Regions from separate parts of the Homo sapiens genome. Here regions 1 and 3 are each linked to region 2. Evidence: read pairs that join two places in POLR2A ChIA-PET (ENCODE). Cell type or tissue: HCT116. All regions are shown on one strand. Region 1 has its middle 16 kb from the start of MIR31HG. Region 2 has its middle 120 kb from the start of MIR31HG. Region 3 has its middle 33 kb from the start of MIR31HG.

What was found. Peaks named below come from ENCODE experiments on the same cell type or tissue, not always from the same donor. Only the 100,000 strongest peaks of a DNase experiment are listed, where the experiment ranks them.
Region 1: POLR2A ChIA-PET joins it to region 2 with 10 read pairs; 11 of 35 experiments call an interaction of 5 or more read pairs at or near these places.
Region 3: POLR2A ChIA-PET joins it to region 2 with 22 read pairs; 6 of 35 experiments call an interaction of 5 or more read pairs at or near these places.

The regions. Positions count from the first base shown.
Region 1 is chr9:21,571,825-21,579,824 of GRCh38, forward strand. No RefSeq gene overlaps it. Among named protein-coding and RNA genes, the nearest start is that of MIR31HG, 16 kb to the left of the region's middle. RefSeq lists a silencer at 5,156-5,205. In HCT116, no CTCF peak of the experiment used is centred here; a DNase peak (open chromatin) is centred at 4,897; H3K4me3 peaks cover 1,475 bases; H3K27ac peaks cover 8,000 bases.
Region 2 is chr9:21,673,180-21,681,179 of GRCh38, forward strand. No RefSeq gene overlaps it. Among named protein-coding and RNA genes, the nearest start is that of MIR31HG, 120 kb to the left of the region's middle. In HCT116, no CTCF peak of the experiment used is centred here; DNase peaks (open chromatin) are centred at 1,862 and 4,892; H3K27ac peaks cover 8,000 bases.
Region 3 is chr9:21,588,693-21,596,692 of GRCh38, forward strand. No RefSeq gene overlaps it. Among named protein-coding and RNA genes, the nearest start is that of MIR31HG, 33 kb to the left of the region's middle. In HCT116, no CTCF peak of the experiment used is centred here; DNase peaks (open chromatin) are centred at 879 and 3,119; H3K4me3 peaks cover 3,977 bases; H3K27ac peaks cover 6,747 bases.

The DNA of each region.
Region 1 (8,000 bases), 100 kb before region 2:
GTAAAGGGACAATGACATACATGTACATAAATATTTACTGTGTCAAGTGTAATACATCTGGGAAGAAAAAGCTGGATGAGCAGTCAGAGAATGACAAAGTTTTATAAAAGGTATTATGAAAAGTCTCCATGATAATAATAGCTAATATTTTTAGAGTTCTCAGTATATCCTAAGTGCTTTACATATAATTGCCTTTAAATCCTCACATTATGCTATGAAGTAGGTCCTATTAATATCTCCCCTTTAACAGATGAGAAAATGAATGCCCTTAGGGGTTAAGTAACTTACCCAAGATTATCCAGCTAGTAAGCAATAGAGCCAGTAGCTCTGGCTCCAGAGTGTCCTCTAAGCACTATTTGATGCTGCTTTTCTACTTAAAATGGGCAGCAGTGGAGCAGAGGGTTCTCTGAGTTGCAGTTTCCCTGCCCATAACAGGCTCATTTGAGAATTGTAAGATGAAATATACATTTAAAACATAGCTCTGCATCTGTCACAAACTAGGTTTTATAAGTCAGAATTCTTTGGCTGCAATTTACAGAAACCCAACTGAAGATATCCTAATAAAAATTTTTAAAAATGTATTGTTTCATGTAGGCAAATTGCATGGGCAGGAGTAGAGTGAACATCAGAAGTAACTAAGGCCAAGGACTCCTCAAATGTAGACTTCCTCTCTCTCTCTTCATCTCTGTGTGTTGACTTTATTCTTTCCTACTACAGAATGACTTTCTCCTTGTGATGGAAAGTATGGTTGCAGACTGCAAGTTTATATTCTTTCAGATTTTAACAGCTAATTAACGAGCCCTCACTGTAGTTAAGAGCTTTACCCTGAGTACCTGTACTCATTCTCAAAAGTAATGCTCACAACAACTCCATGCAGTTGGTACATCTGTCATGTCCATTTTCAGATGAGGAAATTGAGGCACAGACATGTAAATAGTTTATCTAAAGCCACCAACTAGAAAGGGTCACAAATGTAGGCAGTCTGTTCCAGGGATAGTACCCATAAGTCAACATATTCTGCTTGGTCTGAGTTTTAAAATTAAATGAACTAAATTAAATTAAGGGCCAAAAACACAGTTTGGATGTTCTAGAGACAGAATTTATACCACCAGCTCCAGCCAGCCCATTCTTGGGAACTAAAACCTTTGATTGACACCCTGTGGGTTCTACTTGACCTGTCTCATGTTCTCTGTACATCCTATTTTGCCCACTCTAGAACTCTTCAGTCTCTGCATTTGCTTTCTCTCTTCATTTTTTGGTACCTCTGCTGGACCCCTGCTTAATGAATGAATCATCCTTTCTACCTGTGAGGCTAGTACTGAAATCATTTTTTCTACTCTTGAAGTTAGTGCTTAAATCAGGAATTGGATGAAGCTTCTTATGTACTATCAGTCAATATGTATAAAAGAAGTGAATAGTGTAGGTAAAAGGAACCAATTTCCTAAGATGGAAGGAAAGGAAGATGGCACGTGACAGTCCTAAACCTCTAATGAAGGCATCTGGGGATGGAAGGGACCAGCTAAATCCAGAGTTGGGTCATTTATTTCCAGAAAATATTTGAGGCTTGCACAATTTTAGTCTTTCTGCTTCCCTCTTGATGTCACTTCATCTTAAATTGCGTTTAATTTTTCATTTGCTGAAAATATGGACAGTAGTACACTTTGGTGAAGTAATTGTGCAACAGCATGACCAACAAAGGCTCAGAAATGAGTGCTGGGAAGAAAGAGAAATAATTGATTTTTATAGGAATTCTGCAGAATTGGTGGCCATATGTATAATTGGAAAGCTCCCCTTTACTTTGTGATGGCTAGACAGTTCAAATTTAGAATTCTTCATTACTCTTCCAGTAAATCTAATAGTCTATAACACTGAGTTTGGTTTTCCTCATAAAATAAACTGTCAAAATTATTTTATGGCAGTCATAAATATGAATGCAATAAATGGAAAATTTTTTAAATTGATGACCAAATGTGTAATTTAATACACTCTACCTCTTCTAATGATGATCAATAATATAGACTCTCACATCTTGTTGTCTGTGACACACCCGTGAAGCAAAAACAGACCAGGCAAGTGGCTATCCACGTGATAGCATACAGGCTCTGAGTTCCTTAGGGGTACAAATGTTGTGTTATCCATTTTTGTATTCTCAGTGATGATCATGGTGCCTATCACATAGTAGATTGTTCAATACAGCTTGTTGAATTACTTGCTTCTGCTGAGATACAGTAAGGAAATAAGAGAGTAAGGGGAGGATGGTCCAAGTTCAAAGAAACTGAGTTGATGAATGGGTGAAAAGGCAAGGCTAGAAAGTGGTAGAAAATGATACTTGAGGTTCATAGGCTAAAGAGGTTAGGAGAGCTAAGTAAGCCAAGGTGGCATTTATGGAGTGCATGAAAACCTTTGCTTAGATGGGACAAAAAGATTCCTCCTCTGCAGAGCCTGGATAGTGGCTGCTGGGTTGGAGAAGACCCACGCAAAGGGGCTGGACACTAGCTTAAGACAGTAAGTTGTTTGTTGGGATGTTTGTTTTCACCAGCCCTAGGCAGGTGGATTTAAAATAACTTCATGAAAAGGATCATATGACAACATAAAAAAGAATTTGGAAAAAGAATGTATGAAGTCACTGATCCCATTCTCCATTCTCATTACTCCTGTATACTGATCAGCTGCAGGATCAGTCTTTAGCCTGGAGCCAGTCCCCATCATGATAACTATCATGGTGATGTTGATGACAATGATGATGACAATGATAATGCTGACAACAGCTAACACTTATTGAGCACATATAGTATGCCAGACACTGTTCAATGTCATTTAATTTTCATATTATTTCATTTAATTTTTTCAAAAACTCTGTGAGATAAATACTAATATTTCTATTTTACATAGAAGAACACTACGGCACAAAGAGATTAACTTGCCCAGGGTTGCACAGCTAGTAAGTGGAGAATTTTGGGCATTCTGATTAAAGAGCCTATGATTTTAATCCTCATGCTATGATTTTTCATTTAAGCTCAGACCCAGGTGGGGTTTAAGAGTAGTGTTGGTGACTTAAGTTGAGTTCCCAGACTGCATGTGGTAAGTCCTGGACAGGTACCCATCCCATTTTTCTCTGCTTCCAAATCCATCCCACATTTGCTTTGTCTGTAGAAGTAAGTTTTCTGAAATCCCTTTCATCACTATCATGCAGAACTTATTTCAACAATTGTAAAAAACAACAAACAAACAAAAAAAAACTGGTGGAAAATTGGGGACATATGGGAAATCTAAATACCAACTGGGTATGACATGATAAGGAACTTGTTAATTTTCTTAGGAGTGAATCGTATGTAAGAAAATGTCTTCAAATTTTAGAGATCCATACTAAAGAATTTAAAGGCTGAGGTAATGGTATCTGGACCTTACTTTAAAACAACTGAGCAAAGAGATAGTAGCCAAAGGAAATACAGTAAAATTATCATTATTAAGGCTAGGTGATCAATATGTGGGGCTTTATTATAATATTCTCTCTACTTTGAAATGTACTTGAAATTTTTAATAACAAAGTTAAAATAAATGTAATATTATGTGTTTCCTAATTCTGATACTATCATACTTGCCCAATTTTGTGTGTGTGTGTGTGTGTGTGTGTGTGTGTGTGTGTGTGTGTAAGACAGGGTCTTGCTTTGTTGCCCAGGCTGGAGTACAGTGGTATGATTACTGCTCACTGAAGCCTTGACCTCCCAGGCTCCAGCAGTCCTCCTAATTCAGCCTTCCAAGTAGCTGGGACTACAGGCACATGGCACAATATCAGGCTAATTTTTGTAATTTTTTGTAGATTTGTGGTCTCCCTATGTTGCCTAGGCTGGTCCCAAACTCCTGGGCCCAAGCGATCCGCCCACCTTGGCCTTTCCCAATTCTTACAGCAAAAAAGAGTATACAGTTGATATGAACCATTCTCTGAACATCATTTGTTTTTACTGTACCTGCTTCTGTCATAATGAACAAGAAGTGTGAAGGATATTTATCTGTCCATAGCAGCAGATGACAATGTTTTATGCTGAACTACAGCGGACAGGTGATGTGCAAATATATGAAACTCTCAAATATATAACTGGCTCTGCTTCTTAGAAGCTTGTAGACTTGAAGTAAGCAACCTACCCGCTCTAGGCTTTTTCTGTGAAAAGGGCTATAATTGGATCTACTTCCAGGCTATTGTTAGGATTTAGGACATAATGCATACAAATCACTCGGCTCATTGCCTGAAACATAGTGAGAACCCAATAAACATCATAGCACCCAAAAAACATAAATACCTTTTAGCAGCAGTCAAAAAAGGTAAAACATTTGTGTTCTACCTCACAAGGAGTTTCCACACTGTAGCTGGGAAACAAATCACCCCTTAATAAGGTTAAGCTATACAGTATAGCTCAGTTTTCATCTTTCACGTCTCAAACAGAAACATCATGTGGATCTTTCACTCAAACCAAATGGAAGTTGTTTTCCTTTCCACAACAATATGAATTCCCTTGGTTAGACAGTAAGAAGGTCACTGGACAATTTCTGAACTGTGAATAAGCAAATACAAAGAGAAGGAAAAAAGCTGGGTTTGTTGAGCAGGCATTGCTCATTCCAGACTGATGACACAACTTTTGGTTAAGGATAGTGAAGATAGAGAAAGCAGTTGCACTGACATTTCAACACATTCCTTTAGCCATGGTAATTAACGCCTCAACTTCTGGATTCAGGGAACGGCCCTCTCTCTGCTGAGGACATTCATTTCAAAGGTGTGCTTTTAAGTGAATTGAAAAGGACCCTAAAGAGAAAGGCTGCCTTTCATATCTCGTCTCTCTCTTCAGTGAATCTGGACACAGTGCTTTCATCTTCTCATTGCCCAGCTTAGGTCCCCTTTTGTTTTGTGGTGCCCTGTTACGTTGCTTTGTTTTGGTTTCTCTGGGAGGCCTGCCAACCCTAGCCTCAGAGAAGGCTCGAAATGATGAGATCAAATGTTTTGAGACAGTGTTACATTTCCTTTTTTTCCCCAAGCTTTTCTTTGTTTAGCTCTATGCCTCCTGTCATCTTAAATCTTCTCTTCCTTATGTAGTGCCTCTATAGCCAAAGAGATTGCTAAGTCACAGAATCACGTACTTTGAAGTAATTTCTTGAGAGTAATGAAACTCAGCTACCTGACAGAAAAATCCCCTTTATGATAACTCCAACCCATGCTTATGCTCAAATATGACTTGCACACACTTCATACAGGGGAGTTCCTTGCACCAATACTAGTTTTTAAATGTAGTTTTTAGAACGTTCTTCCTTATGGTTTTAGAACTGTAATTAATCTTAATTCTAGTTAATGGAGTTAAACAGAAGGAATCATATCCCCTCCTCTCCCACCTGTTTTCTCTTTTTCAGATTTAGAATCTCATTTTCTAAACATTATGTAGAAATTAAGATGTAGAAGGGGAGGGTGATCATAAAAATATACAGACAGGCTTTACAGAATTCATTCCTTCATTCAAAAAATAATTCAAAGTACGAGCCAGGGGATTCTAAGTTTTGAAGTGAGGAGTAACTTGATCTATAGAAGGAATTGAAACAAAAACTGCATGAATAGACTTTTGAGTCAGGGAGGGTCTTCCCAGATGAAGCTGGGTTTTGTAGACTTAGGGACATTTTTCCAAAAATAATAAAAAAACAGGGAGGAGTTTTAAGCAGCAATGTCATAGGGTTTCAAGACATTTTGCCATTATGGCTACCCTCTTCTGGACAGACTGTAGTTATTCACCATTCTGTTTCAGGTGCACAGCGCTAACCATACCATCCAGACAGGGGCTGGTGAGTCCACAGTAGGCTGAGCCATCACCTCCTTTGTTCTGGACATTAGATTGATGCATCCTAATGATGTATTTACTTGGATGGTCACTTTGTCATTCTGTTTTGTATCAGATAGATCTGGTGGTCGACTAAAATCAATACCTGGTTTGGGTTGGATTTTTGATGCTAGATATGCTATACAGAAGCTGGACCACAAAGGAAACTCACGTCAACTTGAGATGCCCAGCATTAAGTTTCTCTTCTCTTTCTGCATCTAATTGAGCCTATATGATGAGAGTTTTGCTTTTGTTCTGGTTTTTCTCTTTTCTTCTATAATTTTTTTCTAATGATGACAGCAAACTTGGAAAATACAGAAAAACAAAGTGAAGCAAGTAAAAATAATTGAAATAAGCATAGATAACCATTGTTATCACTGCTATTGACATCTTTCACTAAGTATCATTTTCCATGGTTGAAATCATACTGTCATGTAGTTTTATATAGCCTGTTTTATAACTATTATTATTAGGTCACAAGAATTTATTTTCCAGCATATTAAATGGTTTTCATATGTGCTTCTTATTTGAGGACATTGAATTTCCTGGTTTTTTACTTTATAAAAGAATATTTTCAAAGAATACCTTTATATTTAAATATTTACTTGCATTTCAGAGTATTTCCTTAGATTAGCACTCTAGAAACATATTTAAAGCTTCTTTGATACATATTTATACACTGCTTTACAAAACTTGTTGGCTAATTTACACTTCTACCTGTATTGTGCATTAAAAAAATAAAAATAAAAAATTAACCTTGCTGCTTAATTGGAGAAAATATAACTGCATTATTGTCTTCACTTTTGTTTTTAATTGTTAGTGATGTTAAAGATTTTACAATGTTTATTAAGCCATTTATCTTTCTTTATTGTTAACTGTCAGTTCTCATCTTTCTTATGCAGGATGGTCTTACTGATTTTCTTCTAAATTTGTGTAATCCTTTTGTATATAAATATTTTAATCCTCATTTTGTCATAACTCTTATAAGTGAGTATGCATCCCAATCTACTTGGAATTTTAATATTGTTTGTGATTTTTAAAAATTACAAAGAAGCCTTAAAAATTTAGCTTATTTTACATATACCATTTGAGTGCTACTGTAATGAAAAATAAAGAGGTTTCTTTGCCTGATTTACTTTCTCTTTCAGTTTGACCTGAGCTTGAAAACAAAAGTAGAAAAGAAAAAAAGTTTTCATGGGTTTCGCCTTAAATAAATCTTACATAATTCCTCTTAAATGCATTTTCTGTAATAAAAAGGGCTTATAAATGTAATTGGAGGTATGAGTTGGGGCCTGCAAAGGCTGAATTCCAAGACTTGTTTTAATATTGTGCATGTGTGTATGTGTGTGTGTGTGTGTGTGTGTGTGTGTGTGTGTGCATTTTGTTAAATGGAGTCTGGAGAGGAAATTAATAAGATTCACATAATTCTTTCTTCTCTGGTGCTTGATAACTTCTCAGCCACTGCCAAATAATGTTAACTTGTTATAACGTTTGTTTAAATTCTATTCTTAAACAAATTCTCCTTAGCAAGGACTTTGGGACCAAACAGTCCTGAACCATCTGTAAAGTGGGAATAATCATGCTCTCCTTGAAGTGCTTTTGTCCAGCTAATCACAAAGCAAAGGTAAAGTACTGAGCTGGTACTGGCACACAGAAGACACCTAATGCCAGACTCTACTCCACCTCAACCTCCTGTGTCAGGCCACGAAAGACTCTGTGGTTCCTGAGAAATAACATGTGTTCACCAGAATGCAAGCACCCTACACTGGTGTTAACCTCAGTAGCATGCCAGACTGATATCTGAATGGAAAAAAACATATAATGACTGAATTTTTATATTATTCGTTTATCCAACAAACATTCTCAAGAATCAAACGTATGGCTGGTATTGTGAAAGACGCTGATCATACAGAGAAGATTAAATCTTTCTTCCTGCATTGATAAAGCAGTACTGGAACCCTTTGAGTAAACACTCAGAATTATGTGTCCATCTAATTTTACCACTAGGTTTAGCTTCGCCTGCTGTGCTTCTCCAATACTAAATTTCCCTGGAAACAAGGAATAATCACATTTAGCACTGAGGTATGGGTGAAATAAACTCTACAAATGTGCTATGTAATGATCCAGTAGATTCAGAGAAAATAA
Region 2 (8,000 bases):
TAATGAGGATAGAGAGCTGACTGGAGTGAAGGAATGAAAAAGCCCAATATAGGGGAATGAATTTAGGAGCCCAAGAACTTTGAGGTGGAGCTGTGTCACTTCTATTGGGAAGGATAAAGTACAGTGAGACCAATCACTGCAGTCAGCACCATGGATGATCAAATCATTGACACTGATGATGATATGTAAAGGAGAAAAGGATTGTGAGCTATGTACTAAAATAATTGAAGGTAAAATAGAAAAGAAAAAAGGGAGACACTTGGCATGGAAAAATAATGGAAAGCTGCCCCAAACAGAGGAATATAAGTAACTCAACAGTCTACTCCTGAACATGCGCACTATAAATGAGAAAAGTGGGAGAACATAGGGACAAAAAGATGGCTGATAAGAATAGGTAGAAAATAGCATAAGCAATAGCATCAAAGTCACGTTGTTCTTGATATGAGAGGGTTGAGCTAAGTACTAGGTTGGATGGTGCAAAAGTAATTGCAGTTTTTGCCATTAAAGTTTGCCATCAAAACCATATTAAGAATTTGGGATTTTGGCCGGGTGCAGTGGCTCACACCTGTAATCTCAGCACTTTGGGGGGCCAAGGCGGGCGGATCATGAGATCAGGAGATCGAGACCAACCTGGTTAAAATGGTGAAACTCCATCTCTACTAAAAAATACAAAAAATTAGCCAGGCGTGGTGGCGGGCACCTGTAGTCCCAGCTACTTAGGAGGCTGAGGCAGGAAAATGGCGTGAACTCAGGAGGCAGAGGTTGCACTGAGCCGAGATCATGCCACTGCACTCCAGCCTGGGCAACAGAATGAGACTCTGTCTCAAAAAAAAAAAAAAGAATTTGGTTTTTATTCTAAGAGCAATGGGAAGGAATTGAATGATATTAGGCAGTATGATTAACTGGTATGATCAAATTTTACAATTTTCTTTATGCATGGTAAATAGATTGGAGGGGTGAAAATATATTTTAGGAGTCCATTTAGGAGACAATTATAGTAGTGTATGTGAACTGTGATGGCAGCTTGTCTAGGATGGAGACAGGCAGATTAGAGAAATATATCCAAGTACAACTGACAAACTTGGTTTTAAAGGTCAGGGGGAGAGCTGACTTCTGAGAGTCTGGCAGCGGTCTGCAAATTTATATGAAGGGTCAGATAATAAGGATTTTAAGTGTTTCAGGCTCTATCGTCTCTGTTACAGCTGTTCAACTCTGCTATTGTAGTGCAAAGCAGCCATAGCCAATACGTAATACGTACAACTATGTTACAATTGCTCTTTACTTGTAGACGTCGGAATTTGAATTTCACATAATTTTTATGCCATGAAATATTTTTCTTTTAAAGTTTTTTTAACCATTTAAGAATATTAAAACCATTCTTAGCTTACTAGTCATATACAATCAGGCAGAGGGTTGGATTTGGCCTACAGGGCTATAGCTTTTCAACCTCTCAGCTGGGGCAACAAACTAGAAGTTGTTGCTACATACCGAAACACTGGAAGGGAACGAAGAAAACGTTCAAGGATTGAGAGATGTTTATTGTAGGAAAACTAAGTTCTAAAAAGCCTACAAAAAGAACTGTTAGAACAGTGGGTATTAATGAATTATGATGGGGAAAAAAAGAAAATGTAGCTTTCAGATTACTTGGTGGAAAGGGGGAATGGAAATTTACTGGAATTAGAAAAGTGGGGTTTTGGGAATCTTCTGCAACTATGCCATTAAGGGTCTATGAGTAAATAACTTCTGGCATAATAAGGTCTATGATAAAGGCTTGGATATTAATTCCATAACATATTACTTAGTGAGTAATAAACTGTCATTGATAATCCAAACAGGCACACCCTCAGTTTAGGACTATTACCTCAGCTTGAGTCACTGGTCTTCCATAATTAGGAAGTGATTTCTGCACCTCTCATCTCCACTTGGACAAACCATAGAGGCTCCAGACTTGGATAAAGATGCCTCATTTGTTGACAAAAGTGGTGAATTAGGCAGGGTGAGGGATTTCGATTCCAGAAGCAGAGGCTTCCTTAGGGACTCCACAGCAAATTATGATAGAAGTAGCATAAAATAGAAGTCTGTTTTGCTCAAAATCTTCTAAAGCAAGTTTTTGTCACTAATTTACTTTGTTACCTTGAGAAGTCAAGAGAACTAAGAAGCACCAACTGTCTACCGCTTACCGGGCATTAAAAATATACAATTTTAATTAAAACCTCCATGGCATTCCTAGCAAGTAATTATTATTATCTCCATTCCATGAAAGAAAATTCCAAGAATCAGCAAACTCAAGTAACTTGTCTAAGTTTATATAGTTACTAAGACAGAATTCAAGCCTGGTTCTGTTTGACTCCAAAACTCAAGCCCTTATACAAAACCATACTGGCTCCTTGAACTTCAGTTTGCTCATCTGTAAAGAGAAGAAATGCCATTAAATGATTTATCATGTCTCTTTGGTCTCCAGCACTCTGTAAGTTTAGTTTCATAGAGGCATGATGGCCATAAGGAGCAGGAGACATGGAAATACATAATGTGCCTCAACTTGTGACATAATTTTCCTTCCAATTTAATGCCATCGTCTGAAATTATGAGATGAATGCATGTCTAAATTCAAAGTTACAGGATGATACTACTTCAGATTTAAAATCAAAAAGTGTATGAATTATCCAGATAGGCAATATGAGCCCTGGGTATTCATTCCTTTCAAACTTTTCCAAAAAATTTTTAAAAATAAGACAAAAATTATACAATGTGCCACCAACAAGCATGTCAGTTATTGAAATTATTAGGTAAAAAACTTACTAATCAGGTTTTTGATCTGACACTTTTTTAACTGACAAATAGTGAAGCCTTTAGAAGTGATTTTTTTCTCTTAGTGTGCTGCTGTTAGTTAAGTGCTTTGTACTTTGATGGAAAGCATTAGACTTGTCAAAATATTTCCCACACGATCACTGGGTAGGAGGTGGAATGAAAGACAGAGAGAATGAACCAGGTAGAACCCTCCAATGAGGGGGAACCATGAGCAACAACGTTCCAGGAAAGTTTCTACACTGAAAAGTGTTTCTAAGCAGAATGTTAAACATAAATGGACATGGCAGCAACCATCATTTTGGAAAATCACTGTGTAGACATTTACTAAATATCATAATGATACTTACTTTCATTTACATTTGTAATATATGAGAAACTAATATGACAATTATAATACTCTCCACAAGTGTGATAAAAGGAAAGGAGAATACAGGCTTTATACTGAAAGGAAGGAAAAAAGAAGGAAAGAAAGAGGGAGGGAGAGAAGGAGGAAATGAAAAAAATGAAATTTTTTGCCAACTTCTGAGTTCACTTTTCAAAGATTTGGGGTTTTCTCCTTTATTCCTAGTTGAACCTTTGCTTTGTAAAAGTTAAATTGCATATGCTTAAACCAATAAAGGTCTTATAATAAGTTGTTGCTGTTATTGTTGTTTTGCAAAAGGGGGCATTTTTCTTTTCCCTTTTTTCCATTATTTTGAATCCATATTTATTAGCAGTTTAGACACATTAAGAGAACTCACAGAAAACTTCCATAGCACTATGCTCTCAACTTTATATGAACTTTATATAAGTGTTCTTATACATTTGTAATGTTCCTAGAGTACATCTGCAGGGTTACTCTTCAATTACATTTTGGAGCTAAGTGACATTTACGAGCATTATTTTTATTATATTTGTAACAGAACAAAACAAAATACCACCACACATTTTGGTATTTTACTTTAAAAATGTTTGAAATCTAACATCAAACATAAAACATGTAAAGAGGATATATTGTTTTTTTATTTTCCTTGCTATAAGTAAGCTAAAGATTATAAGTTGTCATTAATGATATTTAAAAAGATATTTCAGCAGATATTTTGTTTACACCTTGAAAACATCCAAATGGGCAAGGTGCGGCGGCTCACCCCTGTAAACCCAGCACTTTGGGAGGCCGTGGTGGGCAGATCACTTGAGGCCAGGAGTTCAAGACCAGCCTGGCCAAAACGGTGAAACCCCAACTCTACTAAAAACACAAAAATTAGCCAGGCGTGGTGGGGTGTGCCTGTAATCTCAGCTACTTCGGAGGCTGAGGCAGGAGAATCGCTTGAACCCAGGAGGCGGAAATTGCAGTGAGCCAAGATCGCACCACTACACTCCAGCCTGGGTGATACAGCAGACTCCTTCTTAAAAAATAAAAATTGAAAACTAAATAAAAATTTAAAAAATCCAAATGATTCAGCTAATTCTTATTCATATTTAAAGAAAGTATTTCAGAGCAAAGTATAAGAGCTTAATTTGTTAAATTCTCCTATCCCACAGCCTGCCAAGCCAAAGGTTGAAGACCAGACTTGCCCAAACCCATAGAAAGTGAGAAGATTTCATATGGCTGTGTATGGGAGCTAAGTGCTTCTGTTCTGATTGAATGTGTAAAGAAAGGGATAGTTAAATGCACAGCTTTTTTGACTTTCAATTTTCCCTGACATTTTGGGGAAATACAGCTTTCTTAACCTGTGTGAAAACAGCAGATTACTGAGTAACACCTGAGAGGCTATCAAATAAATATTTTCTGCACTTTCGATTTCTTTATTATGCCACAAGTTAATTTATCTTCCGTAGAGAAGGTAGGGTAAAATTAGCCACAGAGACTGAAAGTGACTCTAAATCCCTGAATGTTATAAGGATATGTGTAAGCAAGTAATAATTATGACTTATTCTCTGTCTTTCATGCCTACTTGCTTAGTCAGGTGTGATTAAAGCTTAATCAGCTTGGAACATGGTTATTGTAAATATCATAAATAGATATACTAATTTAAACACTGAATAAAGCATGAATTGCTGCGTGATTTTTATCAAAAAGGCAAGGTATGACTCATCAGTTCCTTTCTCTTAAGTAAATGACCTAAACACCATGCTGCACCCACACTAAGATTAAATCCAAATACGTCCTCCCACTTGTCCATCTTTTCTATCAAGTCATCCTATTCTATTCTTTGGATGAGTCCTGTGATTTTTTTTCAATGGGTCAGAGCCAATCACGGGTTATTTCATCTCTGTGACACCAGTAAAAATGTTGGATTCAGTTTTTTTAAAAATTATTAATTCATCTAAGAGGTAATATAAGTAAAACAACTGGGGACTTCGGGAATTTTTTTTTAATTTACAGTATTTGAAGACCTGTTTCAGTTTGCCAAAGCAATCTATACATACATATAATTGCTTTTCCTAATTGCTCCAAATAATTTCTCAAGTTTCTGACTTTTCAGGCAATATGGTATTTATCATATATCTCTTACCAGTCTAGAACAGAAACAAATTTTTTAAATGAAAATGTGTTTTTCTATTACTTTTCTTCTAAAGATAATAGTTTCCACGGCTTCTTTGAAACATTCTGGAAGTAAAATATGAGTGACATAAGGCAAAATTATAATTGTTGAGGATGATATGATATTACAAAGAAATGTGTTTATTTCCAGATTCTCAGCTCTGTAGAAGAATTCAATGTAGTGTTAAATTTGTCCACATGCAGTGTTAAATTTGTTATCTTTTGTTTTATTTCTCCCAAAATGAGCATAAATGCTATTGGGAAAGAGAGGTCAACGCTTTTGAATATAATCAAGATTTAATAGAATAGATTATAATTTATATTTTATAATGCTCTGAAGTTGAAGCCAAAAACTGCTTCTAACCTAGAATCAGGTTGAAATGTGTTATTAAGTCTTGATTGAGACTATTAATTTCAGCAAGATCCTTTTTTGCAATTTTTATACTTTTGTAATTATTTAAAAGTCCAGTTATTTTAAATGTATGGGAAAATTTGCTTTCCTTCTTTTTTATTTTTTGCAAAAAAAAATTCAAAAATTAGAAAAGAGAGTTAAAGGAAACTTCATGTATATCTTCTATTATAAACTTTTGGTGATACAAAACATAATGTTACTGAAATAGGTCATAAATAATTTGTATTTCACTGGGATAGCAGAATTAGATAAGTAATTTACTAGAGTGAAGTATTATGTTCTGAATTTTAAAGACAACTTTAGCATGAACTTTAATACCAAATTACACTTCAAAAGTTGAATAACAACAATGTCACGGTTACACATATTTTTAAAAGTACACATTTGTATATGCAACTATTTTAAATACATGCTGCTGTTTTTCTTATCTGCCTTGGATTTTTCTAACTTTTATAAGAATGTGGAAAAGAACCATTTTATTTTACCTGGTAAATAGACATTACAATCTACAGTGGTATGGGGAGCTGAAGAAGATTTCTTTATAACTAGAGCAGTTTCCTAACAGAATTTGAACTTTCTGCAGATATGAGTCTGACAGGTAGAAAAACCACAGAGCAGCCAGGCTCAGCTGGGTCCAGAACATTTGAAAGACTGTCCCAAGAATCCTGGCAGCACCCAGATGATAGTGTGCTCCTTTCGACAGTCACTGTATTCATTCCTTGGAAACCAGTATCAGGCTAAGAATTCCCTAAGGAGCATTTGGCAGCCAGGAAACTGATTCCAGCCCTGAAAGCAATGTTCTCCAAACTTCATTTACCCCTTAAAAGAACATGAAAATCTCCATAACCTCTTGCAAAAGTTTAAAGTGATATCTAAAATTTGTCCAAAATGTAAATATTACAAATTGTGTAACTTCCAACTTTTCTTAAATATTGATCGTTTTATATTGTTTTAAAATTGTTATATAATTTTAAAATGCATCTTATGAAATTTAGATAAGAAAGTGATTTAATTTCCTGTCATCAGAAATCTAAGAAAATAGCAATCCATAAATGAACTCTTCATTAACATCTGGAAATTTTACATCTTCTCTCTATTTTTTAAGCCTATTTTAAAAGTTCCCTTTCGCATCAAGTTTTATCCAAATTTCATATAATTTAATTCACAAAATATAATTTTATTTTATTCTTAAATCTTCTACTAATGACCCTGTTATACTTCTTTGCAGCAAAAATATAAAAGAAATATAATTTTTTAATTTCCTAACAGGTTGTAAATGTTAAAAAATATTTCTTCTGTAATATTACAAGTATTAGTAGTAAGCATGTATTAATAATGTATCAAAATACATTCTATTATTGAATCATTTAATATAACTAATTAAAATATTAAAATATTGATAAGTATACATTAAATCTAAAAGAACAAAATTATCTCTTAACGGGTTTTGGTTTTTCCCTCATAGATCTGTATCTGAATGCTACTTATTGCTAGAATAAGTTAGAGTTTGATATTACTTCTATTCTTGTCATTTTAACTGAGGTAAACGCTAAAACAAACAAACAAAACCTTTATTTATGAATGAGAATGAAAACACTTTTTAATTACAGTTATGACGTTTAATTCTTGGACCTTTATACAACTTTTGTGCCAAAAATTACTGTCAATGCAAAAGTATTTTTAAAGATCTATCAGCGAAAAATTTGTTTAGCCCTTCTTCATTTTAGCAGAAGGCAAAGAATTAGAGCCCCCCTGTGATTTGTTACCCAGACATGAAACTCTCCCTCTTCCACGCCTACACCAGCTGAAGTGTTTTTCCCTCCAAGACAATGCTTCATATTAAGATTCCAGGTGGAGGAAAAGCATGGCTTCTTTGTAACTACAGACCGTTTTTTAGGAAAGAATTCACAGGATACGTGTGGCTGTGAAAACATCCTTAACATTATCCATGCCCTTAGAAAGTCTTTGTGAACCTCCATATAAGTACTTTTGTTGAGGACCACTGTCTTGCATCTGTGGCACTTGGTGACCTAAGAAGTATTAAAGAAAAAATAAATAGGAAGATGGGCTGTTTTCACTGCATGCCTACTGATGGTTTTTCTGTAACAGTTTGTGATTATTTCTTAAAACCTGACAAATAGATAAGAAACACAAGTCAGTGTGCTACACCAAGAAAGGCCTGGATTTAAGAATCCGAAAGCATGGTTTCAACTATTAGCTATATTCCTAATTGGCCTCTGGAAAACTTCACTACAT
Region 3 (8,000 bases), 84 kb before region 2:
GGGACATACATACAATTGTCTAGTGGGGACAATTGACAGAAAAGAAAAATGCATAAAATAATTAAACACTATTAAAAATCTTATAAAGGACTCAAACAGTGAACTGATATATAGGATAATGAAAGGATATTAACCTGAGAGAGCATGGTCAGAAGATCCTCACTGAGATGGTAATATCAAAGCCCAGGCCTGAGGTTGAGAATGAGATAGCCACAGGGAGGATGGAAGAGAGTGAGTTTTGTTACAGGATGCAGAAATGACATGGTCCAAGAACCCAGTAAGTCTTTGGATTCCAGGAACCAAAAGAAGCTGACAAGTATGGCCAGAACTGCAGTGTAATATCCTGAGAGACAATTGTTGGTCCTAGTCAGTTTATTGGCTCAAGCTCATCACGTTCTTATTTCAAGCTCATCTCCCTGTTCCAGGAATTACCATCCCAATTTTTCCAGATGCTGCCCTTCATTCTTCCATTTGAGGGTCTCTTCTTTCAAATATTTTGGGAAACGGGGTATAGAATTTGGACTTTGGTCATGCTTTCCATTTTCAGATGTGTCAATCAGGATCCCAGGAGAAAATAGAATTCCTCTCAGATGTTTCAAGCGAAGTGATTTTAAAGAAAGGATCGTTTATACAGAAATAGACATAGTTAAGGAATCCAACAAGCAACACTGGGAAACCATTCCATCACTAGGCCTATGGTAACACTGGAACTTAATGAGAACGGAAGCCATGGAGGAGGGGCTGTTTGACTGAATCTGTAATCAACGGAGGAAAGGAACTGGAAACACAGCGTCAAGGTGAGACAACAGAAAACACCCTCTCCTTGGTCTCCTCCTGGTATCTCCCATTGGCTGAACCCGAGTGGAAGCCAAAGGGCATGAGAGTGATACAATCCACAGAGGTCAGTCTTCTGGGCCCCATGCAGGGCCAAGAAAAGTGGAAAATAGTTCTAAGGGAAGAGAGTTAAGTGACGAATGTCCATCACAGCACTCCTGTGGCAGGAGCACCGACATCACAGCACCAAAGCAGACAGCCAGTAGGGAAGAAATACCCTTATCTCTCTCCTTTCCCTCCAATATATTGCCGGTACCTCCCACTGGCTAAACCCAACTATAAACCAGCCTAATTACAACTATAAAACAGCCTAGAAGGGAGCCTGTGGGGTGCAGCTTGCAAGAATCAATTTTCAGAGACAAAGAGTAGAGCAGAGACAGGTAGCGAACAGACAGGAGAAAAAGCTGAAAGAGAATAACCAGCAGAATAGAAAACAGAAAACTCATGCTTCCTACAAATATTTATTGCTGCTAGCTACAGGTCAATATAGGAGGTGACCATAGTTAATGGAGGGGAAATTCCAAATTTCTAAGAAGACAGAGCAATCTTAAGTCATAAGAATTATGAATATTTGTTAGAATGAAAAAAGAAGTAGAGTGTGATCTTTCATGGTTTCTCCTATCTTCATTTTTAGATATGCTCATGCCTAATCTCTCTATTTTCCTCTTTCATAAGAGATGAGGCATTGGTCTCTTCAATGGCCCAGTGCCTAGAGATAATGATGAGTAGTATTTAGCTTGAAGCATAGACTGAAGTAGGTTATTTGACATCTCACTGGAAGCTGGAGGCTGATCATTTCTAGCTCCACCAGTTGCTCTATTTACAAATATCTTATTTTGAAAAATGTAGGGGAGTCCCACAGGGCAGCTATAAGGCAAAGACATATTTTTCATATTTCCCAGTTTGCCTTGATTTTTAGTGGTGCCAAATACCCTGTGTGCACTAAAAATCATCTTTGATATTTCTTCTTTCACACCTGAGGGAATTTACTGATGCCAGATTGAACTGACTTGTAAGGTAGTTACCAATGTTTAATTAAGATCTAATCATGCCAAGTCACAGACTGCTATATCATGCATATAAGGATGACTTAAGACAGGGATATAGTTTGGTATCTCTTGAGTTCTGATTAAATCTAATACTTTAAATTATGTATAAGATACATGGGATCTAGATCATGCTAATGTGAGAACAAATTAAAGACTGGACTAATAAAGTAAGTACGACTACTCAGAAAATGATCAAACTCTAAATGGAAGAACAGTATAGTTGAAAACAATAATCTTTGCTCTAGTTCTGGCTCTCCTACCTATTCATGTCATTGTGGAGACCTTACTTCACTCACCTGAATCGCTACTTTCTTAAGTTATAATGATATGACCTGAGACTCCTATTAGCCCTATCATATCATGTCTCTCTGAGTACATGTTATTTATTCAAATAAATAAGGCTGAGAGTTTACAATAACAATGCTCAAACACATGAGAAAGTATTGTAAGAAGGTTGCTGACTTGTTCCATTCCCAGAAGAAGAAAAAGAAAAGAGGATGAAATAAAGGGCGGAACCAAATATTTATAAGACATCTGATATGTGTAAGACACTCTGCTATTCCCGCTGTATACATTAGTTCTAATATCAACTTTACATTAATAATTATTATTTTCCTTTACTTCATGGATAAGAAAACTAAGACTAAGGAAATTTTGCTATTGTTCACCTTTCTTTCATTGTTAATCTTTTTTGAAAGAGTAGTCTACATTCACTTTCTCTGTTCACTACTCACTTAGTTCTTACTTGCAGTCTGGCTTCAACGCTCACCAAGATGCAAAACTTCTTGTTTAACCTTTTCAGGATTTTTTAGAGTTTAACCTGTGCTCTTTCTTGAAACCCCCTCTTCTGTTTCTGACACCTGACTTTCCTGATTTAACTTCTATTGTAGCAGCTGTAATCTTTGCACACCATGTAGCTTAAACAAAGATGAAATATTATTTCATTCCAAATGAACCTAGTGACTTCCATGCTCACTACTGGTAAAATACTTAAATTTATCAAATCAGGATCACCGAGGCTATTCTAGATTAAAACACATTTATCTGATTTTTGCCTTATGCATTCTCATTTCCTTCTCCCCAGACTGATCAAAAGCTCAGAGGGACTTACTTTTGCTTCTCATATAGGAGAGAATGTCTCGGCTGGAATTTACTTTTGATGACACTCCTGTTTCCCTGTTGTGCAAGTGCAAGATGATTGCTGTTGGAAACTCAGCGGCCTGCTTCTGCTGACTCACTCCTACCTCAGGGTGGCTGGCACTGTGATCCTTTCAGGCTTAGTCACATCCTCCTTGCATTCACGGCTTTTGCTGGCCACCCTGTAGTTTCTGCAAAAGGCTCTCCTGGCCTCATTTTATTCTTCAGTAACTGGTCATTTTGACCAATCATCTTTTGTGGTAACCCCTTGCAGGAAGACTACCTCTCAACTCTCAGCTATTTCTAATGTTTTATTAGACACACAAAACATTTTTGGATCTCATACATCTCAAGGAAAAAATTCAAGAGGGCTGGGAGGTAGGTGGAGAAAGTGTGAAGAGGCTATCTCAACCCACTCTCCGCCTATATCTGCCCGCAAAATATGTCTTCTTTCCTCTGGCTACTCCATGTTGGCAGGAGACCCTTGGGAATGCTATCTCTTTCCATAGTTTGAAAAAAGAACATACAACTCCTTGGTTTTCAGTCTCCAAACCCATCTGGCTATCTCCGTCTCCCAACCAGGTTTTTACTTTGAGATCAGCACTCACATCAGCATCTAATCATATTGCTATTCTCTATTCCTCTCCAGATTTCTCCCTCAGCCCCCCGCAAATACTTCTATCTATGGTGCAAATCTTCTCTTGAATGATCATGAATCGTCACAAATTCCATAGTTTAAAGAAGAAAATGCTGAGTTTACCAGACCCTTAGCCTTGGTAGGAGGTGGAAGGAGGCCTTAAAAAAAAAAAAAGAAAGAAAAAGAAAAAGCTTTCTCATTCAAAGTTGTCTCTATCACTAGCTTTTGAGAGCTTCCTTTGAAACTTGAACAGAATAATCTGACTGTTTTCATGGTGGATTTCTTCCCTTTTATTCTTTGTTTCCTGAACACATTAAGTCTTCACATCAGGGTTTACAGTTAACTACATATAAAAGGAATTGGCAAGAAGGAGAAATACAACACATTGGATAATGTTTCAAAATATTATTTTTCTAGATTGGTTGTGGACTCCTTTTTTCTAATTTATTTTCATTCTCCCACACTGTCAATGTTGGTGTTAATCAAGACATTGTCAATGAACAGCTTCTATTCTTCCTATTTTATTTTTAGTGTCTAAATATAGTTTTATATCTGTAATTCTTCACTTTTTTGAGGTCATGTACCCTTTTGAGATTCTGTGGAAATCCAGGGACTTTCTTCCTTCAAAAAGACACTTAAGCATATACATATAGTTTTCATTATTCGAAGGGGTTCATGGAGTTTCTTAAGCCTATTAATAAAACCAAGGGGGACATAACTACCTGGGTGAAGACCACCTGTCCACATTGTTCATTGCTATTTTCCCAGAGCCTAAAAGGGCATCGGCCAAAAAGCAGGTATTCAGAATTAATTATTTATTTAAATAAATAAAACAATTAATATCTCCAACTCTCATACTGTCCTGAATTCTAGCCCATTTTACCAACTGCTATTCAGATGTGACATCAGAATCTTAAACTCAATACATCCACACTAAAAGTATTATCTTTTTGTTCCCTTTTCCATCAGTGGCCTTTGCTTTCCTCAGAGTTAAGTTATTCTGACTTTACCGTCAGCATTTTTGCCTCCTGCTCTTCTCTAAGTCCTTTAAATTCTATTGGCTTTCAAGGCATGCTGATTATCTCTCTCAATTTTTCACAGTCTGTTGCCATATATGAAGGTGGTACTTTGAGGTGTCTAGCCAGCTAAAAATGGCACATTACCTTCAAGCCTTCACTCACAGGATAGTTTTCAGGGAGTCAGGTCTTATCCCTCGCCCCATATCTATAGTTCACTGGACACCTGATCTAAGCTAAGCCAATCACATTCTATTGGTTAGAAATTTGATATTGAGATTAAAAATTCTAATTTACTCTAGATAATTCCTTTAATATGGAATATAAAAAAACTGTAGAGCCCTGAGACATCCACCTGTAACCATGTGGAATTAATAATAGAAAAAGCAAATATGCCGATAGAAAAGAATAAAACAGTTATTCAGAGAAAAGCAGGAGCCAGCAACTGAGAATCCAGAGAAGTATTCCAGGTTCCTGACTTCTCAGCACCAGGTTCCTTTCTATTCCTAAAGTCTGGCTGTATTCCTGCCCTTGGAAGCTATAGGATGCCCCTTTTTCTCCCCATTTTGTTTTGTATGTGGTAAAATACACATAAAATTTACCATCTTACCCATTTTTAAGTACATAGTTCAGTGGATTAAAATACATTCATAATGTGGTGTATCCATCACCACCATCCATTTTTATATTGTTGTCGTCTCATATAACTGAAACTCTATACCCATTAAGCAATAGCTCCCCATTTTCCCTACCCCCAGCCCCCAGCAACCACCATTCTACTTTCTGTCTCTATAAATCTGACTACGCTAAGTACTTCATATAGGTGGAATCATAGAGTGTTTGTCTTTTTGTGATTGGCTTATTTCACTTAGCATAATATGCTCCAGTTTATTTATTAGAATTTCCTTCCTTTTTAAAGCTGAATAATATTCTATTGTTGCATACATACATACATACATCACACTTTGTTTATCTGTTCATCACTTGAATTGCTTCCACATTTTACCTTTTGTGAATAATGCTATTATTAACATAAATGTGCAAATATCTTTTTGAGACCTTGTTTTCAATTCTTTTAGGTTGACCCAGAAGTGGAATTGCTAATATTTTTAATTTTGTGAGGAACCACCATACTGTTTTCCACAGTGGCTGGACCATTTCACGTTCCCATAAGAAGTGTGCAAGGGTTCTAATTTCTTCACATCTCACCGACACTGGTTATTTTCTCTCTCTTTCTAAAAAATAGTAGCCATCCTAATGATTGTGAAGTATCTCATTATAGTTTTAATTTACATTTCCTAATGATCAGTGATATTGAGCATCTTTTCATGTACTTATTGGCCATTTTATATCTTCTTTGAAGAAATGTCTATATAAGTCCTTTGCCCATTTTTGAATTGCATTCTTTGTTTTTAGTTGTTGAGTTTTAGGAGTTCTTTAAATATTATGGATATTAGTCCCTTATCCCTTATCAGATATATGATTTGCAAACATTTTCTCTCATTTCATGGGTTGCTTTTTTATCCTGTTGGCATTGTCTTTTGATGGTCAAAATTTTTAATTTTTATGCAGTACAATTTCTTTTCTTTATTTTGTTGCCTGTACCTTTGGTGTCTTACCCAAACAAGCATTGCCAAATCCAGTGTTGCAAAGATTTTGCCTTATGTTTTTTCTTTTAAGAGTTTTATAGTTTTAAGTCTTTGGTTCATTTTGAGTTAATTTTTGCATATGCTGTTTGTTAAGTTTCTAACTTCATCTGTTTTATGTGGACATCCTGTTTGCACAGTACTATTTGTTGAAAGGACTCACCTTTCCCATTGAATGGCTTGTGACATCTTCGTCAAAAATCATTTGGCCATATACACAAGTGTTTATTTCTGGGTTCTCTGTTCTATTTCATTGGTATGTGTGTCCATCTTTACACCAGTATCACATTGTTTTGATTACTATAGCTTTGTAGTAAGTTTCAAAATTAGGAAATGTGAGTTCACCAGCTTTGTTCTTTTTCAAAATCATTTTTGCTATATGGAGTAGGACACTTCCTTTTTATTCATATATCCTTTTAAGAAATACTCCCTATTTCTTTGTTTGCTTTCCCTAGCTTGTGGCTTTCTGTTATTTGTGGGCACAGGTATTAAAATGGAATCTGTCCTGGTTCCCTTTCAGTTAAAGCAAGATAATAGATGCTATATTTCATTTTTAGCAGTTAAGAGATAGACCTGTTATGCCTGTAAACGATTGACACAGCTTTTAAACTCCGTTACTCACATGAGGCTACAAAAGAGCTGAAAAGGCTATAGAATAGAGAACAAGAGATTATTTATGAGAGGATTTTGGGGGGAGTGGGAACTCTAATCTTTCAACATTGGAGATATTAATTTGTAACACTAAGCCTGGGGAAGGAAGCCTCAGTGGAACCTGGCTATGTGTTTTTTTAAAGGGTGATCTCATTCATGAGAGAAGTCTGCAGAGCACTGTGTTGAGGGGAGATCAAGAGCATACAGACAAAAAAGAGGCACTGCTGTGTCAAGAGCATATGGCCTAGTTGCAGCTGAAGCACAAATTTTGTGCTTCAAAATTTCTGGCAATCACTGGCCTCTCTTATTCTCCCTCTTTTTCTCAACTTAATATGTTATGATCATTGAAACAATGGGCTAGGATATGAAGACCTGGTTTTTGCCAGTGAGTGGGCTCCACCATCTAGCCAAGATATCTTTATGGGAGGGCTTGAGGAAGTGTGACACTATTCTAATCTTTTGTTAAAACAACCCCTGGCCAGAAGTTAGCTGTATGGTCACGCCATCTCAAGTGAGGCTGAGAGTATTGACTTTAGCTGGGCTGCTGTTTGATCAGCTCATACTCCAGCGTTTTCAACAAGTGTCTTCCAGGGTTATCCTGGATGCAAATATCTAGTTCGAAGAAAAAGAAAGAGGACCAGTAAAGAAAGCACACCTAATTCTTAGTGACCTTGGTCTACTAATAGAAGTGAGTAGTTACATGGGTCTATTTAGATAAAAGGGAGGCTGAAACATGTAGTCCCTTGCCACGTAGCCTAAAGAGATTCTAAGATTCTCAAGAATAGCCTCTGTCTTCTGTTTAATGTTTAGGTTAAAAATAAAATCACAGATTACTTAAGAACCTAAAATTCTTAAATTGGAGGGTCATCCCTGTAAAATGAAGTGTCTGAGCTTTTGAACCACACAGACTTAGGCTTAAGCTCCAGCTAGCCCACTGCTAAATACGTGTTTTTGGTGCAAATGATTTAATGACTCTCAGCCTCAATTTGCTCATCTGTAAAGTAGAAATGGGCATTTGGCTGGCATGAGA